Linked DNA regions of Homo sapiens: region 1 is linked to region 2. The links are chromatin contacts, found by Hi-C or POLR2A ChIA-PET in ENCODE. All regions are on one chromosome and are shown on one strand. The core of a region is the stretch at or near the end of the contact, and the rest is flanking DNA. Distances in the headings are between cores, read along the strand shown. Region 1 has its middle 69 kb from the start of ARL8B. Region 2 overlaps LOC124906209 (a long non-coding RNA gene).

Region 1 (6,969 bases), core at 1,011-3,510, 200 kb after region 2:
GTGGGGAGACAAGAGGGAAAGCCGTTCTGCCACACGTCTGAGCTCACCGAATCATCATATAAACTTATGAAGTAGGTCCTTGTCCTGTTTCACAGATAAAAAATGAGGCATAAGACACACAGAGATCTATCTGACTCCAAAGTCCTGCTTGCTGCTCTTGGCCTGTCTGTGCCGCAACTACAATTACAGAATGGAACGTCAGAATCAATTTTTAAAAATCCTTTGGGGAAGGCAAAGGAGGAGGTGAATCCCCAGTTTCAGTTAATCAAGGATTAGCCCCGGTATAAATAGAATTTCCATGATCATATTGGCTGATCACTGAATTCCCTTACTGACGTCAGCCAAAGATCCCTTTATAACAAGGGACAGTGCCCACTTTGTGGGAGGAAAAAAGAGCAGGTGTGTTAATCTGCAACTTTATCCAGGACTAAATTTACCTTTAAAAGGAATGCAGGCAAGTTGTCTCTGAAGCAACTCTGTATTATTCCAGGGTCGAGGCAAAAATCCTCTGTGATTCTCTCCCCACCAATTTTCTTATTAGCCTCATCTCCATAAGAAAAATTTGCATCAATTTAAAATTCAACCCCTCCCGGCTGGGTGCGGTGGCTCATACTTGTAATCCCAGCACTTTGGGAGGCCGAGTCAGGTGGATCACTTGAGATCAGGAGTTCGAGACCAGCCTGGACAACATGGTGAAATCCTGTCTCTACTAAAAATACAAAAAATTAGCCAGGTGTGGTGGTGCACACCTGTAATCCCAGCTACCGGAGAGGCTGAGGCAGGAGAATTGCTTGAACCCAGGAGGTTGAGGTTGCAGTGAGCCAAGGTGGCGCCACTGCACTCCAGGCTTGGCAACAAAGTGAGACTCTGTCTCAAAAATAAATAAATAAAATTCAACCCCTTCCTCAGCCTTTGCTGATAGATGCACTGGCAAATGTCAGAGCCCACATCTAAGGATGCAGTTGGTGGGGTGGGGTGAGGAAATGTGGCAAGCATCTCTCAGGAGGCTCCGGGGCGGAAGAGGAAGTGCCCACCAATGGCTGAGCTGACCTCCAAGTTGAATCCCTCAGTCTGCATAGAGTGACTTGCTGCCCAATGCCAGACTGGGCACTTGATTTCAGACCTCTGGCCAGGTCATAAAGAAGCCCAGGTTGGCGCCACAGCTCATGCCGATAATTCCAGCACTTCGGGAGGCTGAGGTGGGAGGATTGCTCGAGCCTAGGAGTTTGAGACCAGCCTGGATAACACAATGAAACCCCATCTCTATTTCATAACAAACAAAGAAGACAAAACACCAAAAGCAAAGAAGCCCTGACGCGGGTCCTGCCCATACCTACTAGGTGGCTTTACCGTTTCTCAAGGCCCTCCTAAGTACCAGGCACTGGGTTAAGCACATTACTTACATCATCACACATAGTTCTTACTCCCACCCTCAGAGGTAGGTGATTTTCCCACGGATCAGTAAACCAAAGCTCATGACAGCAATGTGTCCAAAGCCGTAAGGAGACGGCAGAGTTGGGATTTTATCTGAGGTCTGGTTGCAAGCATAAAGCTCGTAACTACTGTGCCCTACTTCCTCTGCTCACCTAAAGAACTCAACTATATTTTCAGGTCCCCATGAAACATCTACCAGGTGGATGTGATATGACTCTCTCATAACAATTCAGAGAAATTAAAAAGATTTGCCCCAAGTGACACAGGTGGTAAATGGTGGAGCCGGGATTTGAACCTGAATCTGAGTAGCCTCACACCCAGAGCTGCCTCTGTCCATGAATAGCCTCCCCCATGAATTGCCTCGCTTAGTTTATGCTGCTGATCCCAGTATTCCCCGTGCCTGTGTGGCCTTCCACGTGGAGAGCCAGCTTCTTTATAACAGAGAATTAACACGTTTAAAAAGTCAGGACAGGGGAAGATTATGTTTGATATTATAAGCTGGTTTTCAGATATAGATGTATATGAATTATTTTTCCCTCTCTCTGAAATAGCTTTGGGTTTTCTAAAGTAGTCTTCTGCTATTAAAAATGCCCCATCCATTTTCCCAAGGTCTCTTCAGGTCGGTATATTTAAAAAAAGAAAGACTTCAACTTGTCACTCAGCTCTCATTTTGTATGAATCATAGCAGGACTCAATGTGGGGAAACAGCCTTGTTCTAAGAACCAGTAATAGAAGCTGGGGTTTGTCACCTTCACGGCTGCATTTCAAATCCCACTTGGGTGTTTGTTTGGGGCCCATGTGATGGTACATCCTTGACCCAGGGAGAACCGAGCAATTGGGCTGTGGCCACCTCAGTAGACAGGTGCCCAAGTCACAGAGGCAGCTGCCTCTGTGATCAAACCCTGGACAGAGGCCAAAGAGAAAGAGTTGTTAGAGGAATGGCTCTTTCTCCCTTCTTAGATGGTATTTCTTAGTCAGGGGTAATAAAATAATGACAACAATAATAACAGCAGCAGCTAACAGTCATTAAACACTGCTGTAATTATTCTCAATAGTGTTGTTGCTATTGTCACTACATTAATTAACTAATTCAACCATCAAAATACCCTATTAGTAGCAATTATTGTTGTAACAAAATGTGGTGCTTAGAGATCAGACAAAGGTCTCTAAGCAGAGAGACCTAAGTTTGACTCTTACTGTTACCTCTTGCTGATCCTGTCGGTCTGGGAAGTTACTCAAGTTAGGCCTCAGTTTTTCTCATCTGTAAAATGGAGACAATAAAATTATCTGTTCCATAGAGTTGTTGGGAGTAGGATTAGGTAGAATCGTGTATATAGTTCTTGGCTCAGAGTGACGGCTCAATGACTGGAAGTTGATATGTGGCCTAATGGTTAGGATAAAAAAAAAATTGGAAGTGATCATTAGTTATTGCAAGTAAAGTGCTGGCAAACTCAAATAGGCCCTACTGCCATTTCTGTACCTTCAAGAACAGCTAGCTTTCTAGAGCCAACCATTCTCTCTCTAAGCACCTAAAAGAATCTGAACTTCCCATGAATGATGATGTGGAAGGAAAAAGAATGAAATAATCTCTAGAAACAAACTATGGTTTCTTGCCCATGAACCAGAAAACGGTACTCAGCTATCTTATTTGGTAGATTTTAGCTCAGCAGGGTTTTGCGTGGTGGTGGTGGTGGTGTTGGTGAGGGTGAGGTGGTCTGGAACACAGGAGGTAGGGAGGAATCTTGTTTTTTGGCTTCCATTTCTGCCTTGGATTTAGTACCAAATGTATTTTCTCACCAGCAAGATCAAACAGATGGAAAAAAATAGTCAGACCTGTGCCCGACATGGCTCATGACATCCTGCTGGATGGCACGGAGGAGGAGAAAATAAATCAAAGTAGTTGCTACCACAGCCATTCGCATCTTAGAGGAGAGGACAACATAAATCTTTTCTGTGAGCTAGGCCCTGAAATAGGGTGAGAAATTGCTGCAAAATGAATATTCAGTCAGGAATGTTGGTGGCCTGGTTTTCTTAAGAGTGGAGCTTGTTTATGGATCTGATTATCTTTTAGGACAAACCCAGTAAACCCTGCTGTGAAGTTGTGGGCTCCTTCTCCCTTCCCATCCATGTTCCTTTCTATTAACACTCACTGAGGGCTAACCCTGTGCCAGGCACAGAGCTACACCCCTGAGGATATGGGGTCATGGATTTGACATAGTGCCTGCCCTCAAGAATGTACAGACTAGGGGAAGAGATGGACACTGAACAAATTATTACCCCAACAACCACAGTGAGAGATGCCAAGAAGGAGGCACCTCCAACAGAGCAGTATAAGAGTGAGTGAAGGCCACCCCGCCTAGTCTGGGGGTTCATGGACAACTTCTCCGAGGAAATGATATTTGAGCCAAGACCTGAAGGGTGAGCAGAAATTAGCCAGGCAAAGAATGTGTGGTGGGGACGTGGGTGGGGAAGCTTAGCATTTTTGAGAAATAAGGAAATGGCCAGTGTGGCTGAAGCTCTGAACGCAAAGGGGAGAGTGATGTGGTGTGGGGCTGCAGAGGTGGCCAGGAGCCAAGGCTGGCCTAATTTCCTCTCACTTTGTGTGTCTCCTCTTTAATTCTTTTTTTTTTTTTTTTTTGAGACAGAGTCTCACTCTATTGCCCAGCTGGAGTGCAGTGGCTCAATCTCAGCTCACTGCAACCTCCTCCTTGGTTCAAGCAACTCTGCCCGTGTAGCTGGAATTACAGGCGTGTGCCACGACGCCCAGCTGATTTTTGTATTTTTAGTAGAGACGGGGTTTCATCAAGTTGGTCAGGCTGGTCTCGAACTCCTGACCTCAAGTAATCCACCCACCTCAGCCTCCCAAAGTGCTGGGATTACAGGTGTGAGCCATGGCACCCATCCTGCTTCTCTTTAATTCTTATTTGTCCAATTCTTAGAGGGGAGGAAGCAGGCCTGCCCTACCTGTCATGGGGCCGCAGGTTTTCATGTCAATGGAGTGCTCCCATGGGAGTGCTCCTGAGCCCTCCTCCCAGGGATTTCTGGTGCCCGGGAGCACTCTGTCTCCTTTGGTCTCTTCTAACCATTGCTGGGGCTGCGTGGCTTTCTCCCAGGGGCTCAGCTGCACTCCCACGTGCTGATCCCAGTGCTTCCTTGCTCAGAGATTTCAGAAGCCTTGGTTCAGTTACTCTGGTGATCTGACTTCCTCTTCTTGCAACTAGCACTGCCTGTGATCTTGTGTCCCAGTAAAAAAACCAAGTCCCCTCTTCCTACCTCAGCTCCAGTAACAGGCTCCCCCTCTTGTTTTCGTTCATAGTAGTGAGAACGGCTACTTGCCATAGGTCCCTTCTTCATCAGTTCATTCAACTAAAGTTGATTGTGTGACTTGGTGTCAAGTACTTACGGGTACAAAGGTGAGCAAAGCTGGAGAGGACCCTGCCCCTGAGCGGCTTACAGGTCACCCATGCTAAGCACTTTCCCTGTGATCTCACTAAAATTTCGCAACAACTGTACTCAATATGGGCTGTTATTTGTGCCCATTTTATAGATGAGGAAGCTGAGTCAAAGAGAGGTTAAACAACGGGCCTGGCTGGGCACAGTGGCTTATGCCCATAATCCCAGCACTTTGGAAGGCCAAGGTGGGCAGATCACTTGAGGTCAGGAGTTTGAGACCAGCCTGGCCAACATGGTGAAACCCTGTCTCTACTAAAAATAGAAAAAAAAATTAGTCAGGCGTGGTGGTGGGCGCCTATAATCCCAGCTACTCAGGAGGCTGAGGCAGGAGAATCTAGTGAACCTGGAAGGTGGAGGCTACAGTGAGCTGAGATTGCACCACTGCAATCCAGCCTGGGTGACAGAGAAAGACTTTGCCTCAAAAAAAGTACAATGGGCCCAACCAAGGTCACACTTCTCGTCAGTGGTGGAGCTAGAATTTGAACCTCTCTGATCCCATCTGATCCCATAGCCCAAGTTCTTTATAAAATTTTAAAATATGTTTTATTTTATTTTTTATAGAGACAGGGTCTTGCCATGTTGCTCAGGCTAGTCTCAAACTCCTGGGCTCAAGCAATCCTCCCACCTTGGCCTTTCAAAGTGCTGGAACTATAGGGCATGAGCCACCATGCCTTGTCCCAAAACTTAAGTTCTTAACGAGTGCTCACTGTCTCCTCCACCCATCTCTTTGTCTGTGAATTTCTGGAAGTATCCTGAGACTGTGATTCTTCTATAACTGGGGCCTTGTCTTGGGAGTGGAACCCTGCTCTATACCCCTTCCTCTTCTGTGGCTACAGCTCACCTTCCTGTTCTTACATACCCTGTTGTGTCCTGCAGGGCCTCTCCGTCCCACTCATCTCTTTGCCTAGTTTCTTCCTTTTACAACCTATTTCCTTAGCACTGTGTGCTCTTTGGAGCTGGAGTTTCACCGGGTGCCTGAGGCTCAGCCTATAGCTCAAAGGGGCAGTTGTTTTTTTCTTTCCTGGAGGTATCTGCAAGTCTTCACAGTCCACTCCACTCGCCTGCTGCTAACCCTTTGATTCCAAGCTGAGTGATAGGGTATGTGGTAGGGATTGTGGTAACCCAAGGAACTATTGAAAGACCTGAAGTTCTCCTACAACTTATGACTTCAAGGAAGTGTTTCTCAAAGAGGGTGGTACCATCCTTAGGGGATGTTTACTTGTGAGGGTACTTTTGGTTGTCACAGGATTGTAGGGGTGTGGCGGTGGAGATGGGGAAGTCTGATGTCCTATTTGCTTTGAGGGCCAGTGAGAAACTGGCTTATGGGGCAAAAACGGACTTGTATCCCCCAAGATTTGTAATGTCCTACCAGACATTGTGCAAGTAAAAAACATTTTTCATTCTCTGAACCTAGATCCTAACTCTTTTTTTTTTCATATAAACACAAACACCAAACTTCCCAGGAATGCTGCTACTGTGGAAATAGAAGGAAGGCCCTCGGACTTCACCATGACTTGTTTGCCATTTTGGAAAATGATGTCATTGACAGCAGCACCACCCTTGGAATCTGAGCCGATAGTGCCATGCAATTGTACCAGTCGTCACTTACAGCTATTTCATTCATGGAGACTTTAGGTATGCCTAACTGACCATTATTTTGAAATAGCAGATTTAAAGTAAAAGGGTCAGCAGTATTTTTTGAATATTGTCTCACTACTCTGAAATTCAGATGCACTTATTTAAAGTAGATGGCAAACATCTGACTACTTCACCATCTTCCTGTACGGTCAGAGTCATGCTTGAAGATTTTCATACTGAAATACATGTTGTTGTACTATAAGTTATTTTCATTTATTTCTCCTTCATATGACAGCCAGGACTTTATATTTATTTTTAGATATTATGTGTATCAGTAGATTTTACTATCTATCAGGTTCAATTCAGGGTAGCAAAGGCAATGCTACAAAAACATTTCTCTTAAGAAATTGGCTGGGTGCAGTGGCTCATGCCTATAATGCCAACAGTTTGGGAGGCAGAGACGGGTGGATCACTGAAGGTCAGGAGTTCGAGACCAGCCTAGCC
Region 2 (7,070 bases), core at 541-3,040:
TGGTTGCCCTTTCTGGAAATCAATTGCTTGATTTTGCTCCTGTAAAATGTGCTCTTTCACTGCGTTTCACTGAGCACTTCCTAATATAAATTCTAAAGCAAGCATCCTTTGTCTATGGACGCTAGTCAACAACTCAGCCTTTGCAGCAGCAAACTATACAGAGCTGTTTGTCTCCCAAGTCCCATACAGTTCACTGCAAAGTTCTGCATTGACATGCCATGTGCTAGTGGGAAATTACTAAGATCTCTAGAGTAAATTAAGAAAATAACCTGTTAAAAACTCAATTGTAGATCTCTGTATACTCCTACTATAGACGGCTTGGATAAAGCCTTAATGGGCAAAGGCCTGAAAGTTTCTGATAGTTATTTTAAGGCTAATAATGAGACCCTTAGCCTGACTTTTGAGCGGCAGGGAGGGAAATTTACTCCTTCCAAACTGTTACAATCATAACTACATACTTATAGAAGCAGAGTTGGGTTTTTGCCAAAACTTTTTCGCCAAAACTTTTTTTTTTTTTTTACAGATTTTGATAACATACGTGCTTGTTAGAAGACAAATTATATGACAGTAAAAGTCACCTTTACATAAGACAGAATAACAAAGGACTGTTATTGAAGGCTCTTGAGACACTGTACAGCAGAAGTGAAACTTATTTTAAATAAGATAAGAAATTGAGCCCTAAAGAAGTAAAGTAACTTGTCCAAGGACTCAGCTCCAGAATAAATAAAGATCTCCTGACTAAGCAAAATACAGAGAGCTCTTCCCACTTGCTATCTCCCTTCCAGAGTGGGGATATCAGTAATCAGTTTCCCTTAACTGTTCTCCCTTTACACAAAGCATTCATGCAGAACTTTATTTTGTCCTACATGTGGAACAATACAGATTGATTTGTTTTTTCTTTTCAAATCTCTTTCATGAGATGATGGATCTACACATTAGAAAGTATTGACTCTGAATATTTTGTCAAGACCGAAAACTTTGTGGCAAAGATAAGGAGTGAGTGAGCTCCTGAAGTCTTTATCTTTCACAACTACAAATCTCTTGTATATAGCTCTTATATAACTGCATTTTTCAAAGGGAGAATCCGTCCTCGGCCCAATCAAGGTGGCTTCTTCCTAGGGAGCATGTGCAGGTGCACACTGGTGTCCTCTCCTACCACAGATGTCAGTGTTCATTGGCAAACTCTGCCTTGGTCTTGTTCCTTACACTAATAATTTAACAATCAACTAGAATGTTGGAAAATCCCCATAAAGATTTCAATTTTACAGAAAGTACCCAAAATTCCACTAGTTTTGCATCACAAAGTAGTGGTTGAAGTAAAGTTTTGAGTAAAACGCCGTGTGTGTGGTTTTTGTGGGTGGTTGCAGCTCAGAACAACGTTTAGGCCTCATCAATCATCTGACAGGAGAGAGTATGATGGCAATTTATAATAAGATGATTATAATTATCATACACATTTTTCCATCTTTGGTATCATATGCCACATTAAGCAACTCTTACAACCTAGAGGCCAATTCAGAAGCATAACAAGCCTTCAGGTCTGGAACCAAAAAAGTCTACCAAAATCAAGAAAATAAAAAGGTAGATCACTGGTGGGTGTTTACATTTGGTCAACTCAGACAATGCTATGGAGTCTCCAGCTGCTGGTATTTTAAACTCATTTGGTAAAACAAATCTCTAGCTTACTAGGGCAAGACATTAAAAAAAAAATTACCAAAGGAACATCTTAAAATACTTTAAGGTCATGACAAACCAGTGTGAAAGAGAATCCTAACACCTAGAAGCGAAACTGCATCATCCACCCAGCTTGGAGAGAAAAAAGAAAGCCAAAAACCACTATAGAATAAGAATGCAGAGTTTGAGAAAACCCCTAAGGTGAATTCTGAACAACAACACAAAGAGTCCAACAACATAAGAAGTGCACACTGTACGCAAGAACCACTAACGGAAAGAGTTTGCCAGCACATTTATAATGACCTCACAATACATGGTTGGTCCCAGGTAAATGGAACTTCAGACAATCCAGGAATTTCACCTATTTACTCCTGAGCATAAGTCACATACTTATCACCTATGGTATCTCATAAAGTCTTGTAAGAAGCTTTTTGTAAAAGTTCTCTGCAGAAAAACAATTAAGGTTTGGTATAAAACTGGGACAAGGAGACCTGAACCACACAAGGCTTAGGTGCTAGGTCTATGTCAGAGTCCACATGGCAACATGGTGGAATGGAAAGAACATGGGCCTTAAAGTGGATAAGAATTCTAATACCATTTCTGTCACTGAAATGTTATAACTTGGAGCAAGTTACTAATGATTTTAATGTGCAGTTCCCCCCTTCTCAAGAGTAGAGATGCTACCACGTACTTCTTTGGGCAGTAATGGGCATCAAGAAAGATAATCTATACCAAGAGTCTGGCATATACCTGATACGTTACTTCCCATTCCTTTGCAACATGACCATTTCCTTTTTTTCATACCTATCCACAATCTCAGCTAACTATTGCATGACCAAAAGCTTCTTTCTGTTCCCACTAAATGGGTCTGATGTTATTACTGCGGGATCCTAAATCTACATGTCTTAACATGACATATTTGGGCCACATCCAGTCATTTTAAAAACTTTTATCTTTCTATCCAAAGTACGTTTTAACTATCAGTTTGAACTGAATAAATTCATAAAGAAACCTCTCATACAGCTTATGACTTCCAGATAACTATCCTCATATTTTTTAGCAGTGCTGGATTCAAATCTGACTTCTTTTCTTAAAATAAATCTTGGGCCAGGCACAATGGCTCACGCCTGTAATCTCAACACTTTGGGAGGCCAAAGTGGATGGATCACCTGAGATCAGGAGTTCGAGACCAGCCTGGCTAACATGACGAAACTCTGTCTCTACTAAAAATACAAAAATTAGCCAGGTGTGGTGGCGCATGCCTTTAGTCCCAGCTACTCAGGAGGCTGAGACAGGAGAATCACTTGAACTCGGGAGGCGGAGATTGCAGTGAGCCAAGATTGTGCCCCTGTGCTCCTGCCTAGGCAACAGAGTGAGATTCCATCTCTAAATAAATAAATAAAATAAATCTCTACAGAAAAAATGTTTTATCTTGGGAATGACAATATATTTCCTTAGTTTCTGAAATGCCTTCACTTACATTCTCATTTAAACCTCCCAGTCTTGTCAAGTAGATATTATCTCTGAAGTCTGAATGGTCCCAAGTTGTACTATCTTTAATTTAACATTCAAATACAAATTCTACATCTCACTACCTATAGAAGACCCAGAGCCTCTTTAATAATTTCTTTCTGAGAAGGATCCTGAGAAGGAGCAGAGACCCCACCTTGGGGGCCCGTGAGCCCCTCTGCAACCCGAGCATGAAAATAAAGGAAAATCTTGCATTCCTTCAAGGGCAATTCCAGGCACCTAGCTAGCCCTGAGAAGTGAATAAGCAACTTGTTGAGCAATAAAGTAATATAATAGCAGCCTCAGCGCAGTGGCTCATGATTTGGGAGGCTGAGGCAGGTAGACTGCTTGAGCCCAGGAGTTCAAGACCAGCCTGGGCAACATGGCAAAACCCCATCTCTACAAAAAATACAAAAATTAGCCAGGCGTGGTGGCACACACCCATAGTCCCAGCTATTCAGGAGGCTGAAGTAGGAGGATCTCCTGATCCCAGGGAGGTCAAGGCTGCAGTGAGCCAAGATCACACCACTGCACTCCAACCTGGGCAATAGAGTGAGACACTGTCTCTAAAATAAAATAACATAAAATAAAATAAATAAAATAAAATAAAATAAAATAATAAAATAAAATAAAATAAAATAAGGTAATAGTAGCCTAAAACAATAGCCAAGGAAGTCATGAGATGTTTGGTTCCCTAAAGAAACTATAGATAGTATCTTAACGTATGTCCTTGAGTTGTTTTTTAAAAACCCAGACCACTACCAAAGGAAAAATGCTGTCAGCTGGCAGGCAAATCTCAGATAAGGGGGAACGGAGGATGGAACTCTGACCACTGTTCTTTGTTCTAAATTTCTTCTTGAAGGGCCTGGAGGAAGTTATTGCCCACAGGCCAGAGCTAACATTCTTTTCTGCTGACCTCAAATTTTTCTACAAAGCTTCACCTCCTTAAACAATTGCACATTAGAAAATATCTCTGAATCCACCTATGATCTATGGGCTGTACCCTTCCACTCCTACTCCACTTTGAGATATCCCACCTTTTTAGGTTAAACCAATATGTAGCCTCATGTATTGATTTATGACTTTGCCTGTAACCTCTGCCACGCTGCCTTTAAAAAGCCTTACCTGTGTAAGCCATCTGGGAGTTCAGGTCTTAAGCATGACCTCCCTGATCCTCCTTGCCTGGTGCCCTGCAACAAATGCCCCACTTTCTCTCCCTGCAATCCCGATGTCAGTGTGTGGCTTTGCTGCTCTGGGTGGGCAGACCCAAGTTCAGCAAGTAACCATTCTAAGGAGGGTGTTTACACCTTCTTCATGATCCCTTGTCACTGTTTCATCCCAAATCCTGATTCCAACCCAATTATCTGTTCCTTCTCATCATCTCCCCTCTCTTTATTTCACTGGTGTGGACACAGCTCTCTCTCCTACCTGTCCCCAAAGCACCACTATCATCTGGGCTTTGTGAAGAGCAGATCTTTAGTGGAAGAAGATTACAATAAGGAATAGGAAACAATTAAAAATTGAGAATCAGTCATCAAAGCTCCCTCCCCCTTCCTTTTCACTCATGGGAGGAGCAACTTCTCTTCTCAGCCTGTTGGCAGGCAGGCATCTACTTTTTCTTTCCCACTTGCCTAAACAAACAAAAGCAAAACAAACCAACAACAACAAAAAAAACCTTCCTTCCAGCCTCAAGTGAAAACCAAAAATTCTTGTTTCTTTACTATGCAGAGCAATTGTAGCCCTCAGTTCCCAGTCATTCCTCTCTAGATTAGGCCTTTACCTTGGCCAAAAAAAAAAGGCTATAATTCTGTCATCCTTAGCTTCCACTTGCAGGGCAAACTGGCTGCTAAAATAGCATTTTTTTCTGATACATCCCTATTTTACGGAACAAGAAATGTCTTTAGAAAGTTGAAGTGATTTGGGCTGGGCGCAATGGCTTACGCCTATAATCCCAGCACTTTGGGAGGCCGAGGTGGGTGGATCACCTGAGGTTAGGAGTTCGAGACCAGCCTGACCAACATGGAGAAACCCTGTCTCTACTAAAAATACAAAATTAGCCAGGATTACAGGATTATGTGCCTGTAATTCCAGCTACTCGTGAGGCTGAGGCAGGAGAATCGCTTGAACCCAGGGGACGGAGGTTACGGTGAGCCAAGATCATGCCATTGCACTCCAGCCTAGGCAACAAGAGCAAAACTCCATCTCAAAAAAAAAAAAAAAAAAAAAAAAAGAAAGTTGAAGTGATTTGACCAAACCAGAACATCAGACCTGGGATTCAAAAGCCAGATCATCTGACCTCATGTATATTCCTCAGTATCCCAGTGCTTCACTATGTGAGGTGCCATCCAGCTATGTTCCTGTGTCTGCACCTCTACCTGCCCACCTTGCCTGGGGGAGATGTGTAAGGTATCAGAGTTCTAAGAGATGCAAAGAAAAGTCAGAGTTCTTAAAGGCAAAAGCTGCAACTAGTTCATTTCTGTTTTGTTAGTACCTAGCACAATTCCTCCCAAACAAAGAGGGTCAATGCCTTTGAGGGGTAAAAAAAAGATTATTTTTGAAACTTCACTTAATCTGCTTGTTTTGGAGCCAAGGGCAAGGAGGAGTCTTTCATTAAGGAACGAATATCTAGCAGTGGCCCAAAAAGAAGGTGCATATAGAACTGAACATCAGGCAGTCACTACTCTTTTTGTTGCTAACTGACCATTCAATCCTATAAACTAACCATTAATCATAATGCCTCTGGCTCCGGTAACCCTGCTTCACAACATTCTCCAATTTGCTCCCTCTAACCAGGGGATCCCAATCTCTCTCTTCCTCCCTCTTTCAACTCTTATAACAAAGCTGTGATTTAGCATGGTCTCTACGAACGTGCAAATTCAGACCCACATATACTTTCATACTCCTCTCTCCACCCAACTCCCTTATCTAACAATGCTAAAAGATAATCCCTCAACAATTCAGGTAGTATTATGGCAGTTCTCATTACACCTGAAGAGACAGAGCACATTTAAGTAGCCTAAAGAAATTATGGCCATTTTGAATAACAAATTATGGTTCATCTATACATAAACCATATGTAAATCACTTGAGTTAGAGTCTCCCAACCAGATTTAACAAATTTTAGTATTTCTGCTAATACTAGAAATTTCACAATGGGCCAAAGGACTTAGGGGTGGATGGAAGTCTTTCATAGCTCTTTTTGTACCATTCCATAGGATTTTAAACCGAAACTCTGACATGCTTTGGATCTGTGTCCCCACCTAAATCTCATGTAGAACTGTAATCCCTGTTGTTGAAGGTGGGACCTGGTGGGAGGTGACTGGATCCTGGGGGCAGAGTTCTCATGAACGGTTTAGCACCATCTCTCCTTGATACTGTATAGTGAGTGAGTTCTCATGAGATCTGGTTGTTTAAAAGTGTGTAGCACCTCCTGCACCCTCTCTTCCTTCTACTCCAGCCATTTGAAGTGCTGGCCCGCTGTTTTCCTTCCGCCATGACTAAGTTTCCTGAGGCTTCGAGGCCCAGAAGCAGAGCAGATGACACCATGCTTCCTGTACAGACTGCAGAACCGTGAGCCAATTAAACCTTTTTTTCTATAAAGTACCCAGTCTCAGGCATTTTTTTATGGTAGTGTGAGAATGGACTAATATAAATTCTCATACTTATGGGTAGAGTACAGTACAACCAATTTGAAAAACAACTGAAGTTAAAAAAAAATAAACACACCTACTAAAAAATCCAGAAATCCTACTACCACGTATTAATCCAAAAGAAATGAAAATATATGTCTATACAAAAACCTGTATGCAAATTATAAACACCTTTATTGATATCACCTCAAACTGGAAACAAACCAAATGTCCATCAGCTAGTAAATGAATAAACAA

What was found. A loop is a pair of places that touch in the nucleus more often than their neighbours do. ChIA-PET counts read pairs that join two places held with the same protein, here RNA polymerase II (POLR2A). Pooled maps may share reads with other maps.
Region 1: a map with no recorded cell type shows a loop between it and region 2 (3-fold over the local background). The contact joins two enhancer-like sites. A Hi-C loop is called at or near these places in 10 of 168 maps with a recorded cell type or tissue (Caco-2, GM12878, PC-9 and 6 more), 11 of 37 single-sample maps with no recorded cell type and 17 of 50 pooled maps. POLR2A ChIA-PET finds 5 or more read pairs at or near these places in 1 of 52 experiments (activated T-cell).

The regions. Positions count from the first base shown.
Region 1 is chr3:5,049,776-5,056,744 of GRCh38, forward strand. No RefSeq gene overlaps it. Among named protein-coding and RNA genes, the nearest start is that of ARL8B, 69 kb to the right of the region's middle. RefSeq lists an enhancer at 5,612-5,671. Within about 2 kb of position 2,261, at least 9 of the 41 ENCODE cell types and tissues checked have a DNase peak (open chromatin) inside an H3K27ac peak, as active enhancers do.
Region 2 is chr3:4,849,186-4,856,255 of GRCh38, forward strand. All of the region lies in intron 2 of LOC124906209 (a long non-coding RNA gene), which reads right to left. Among named protein-coding and RNA genes, the nearest start is that of EGOT, 100 kb to the left of the region's middle. RefSeq lists enhancers at 1,187-1,306, 1,707-1,766, 2,127-2,206. Within about 2 kb of position 1,791, at least 5 of the 41 ENCODE cell types and tissues checked have a DNase peak (open chromatin) inside an H3K27ac peak, as active enhancers do.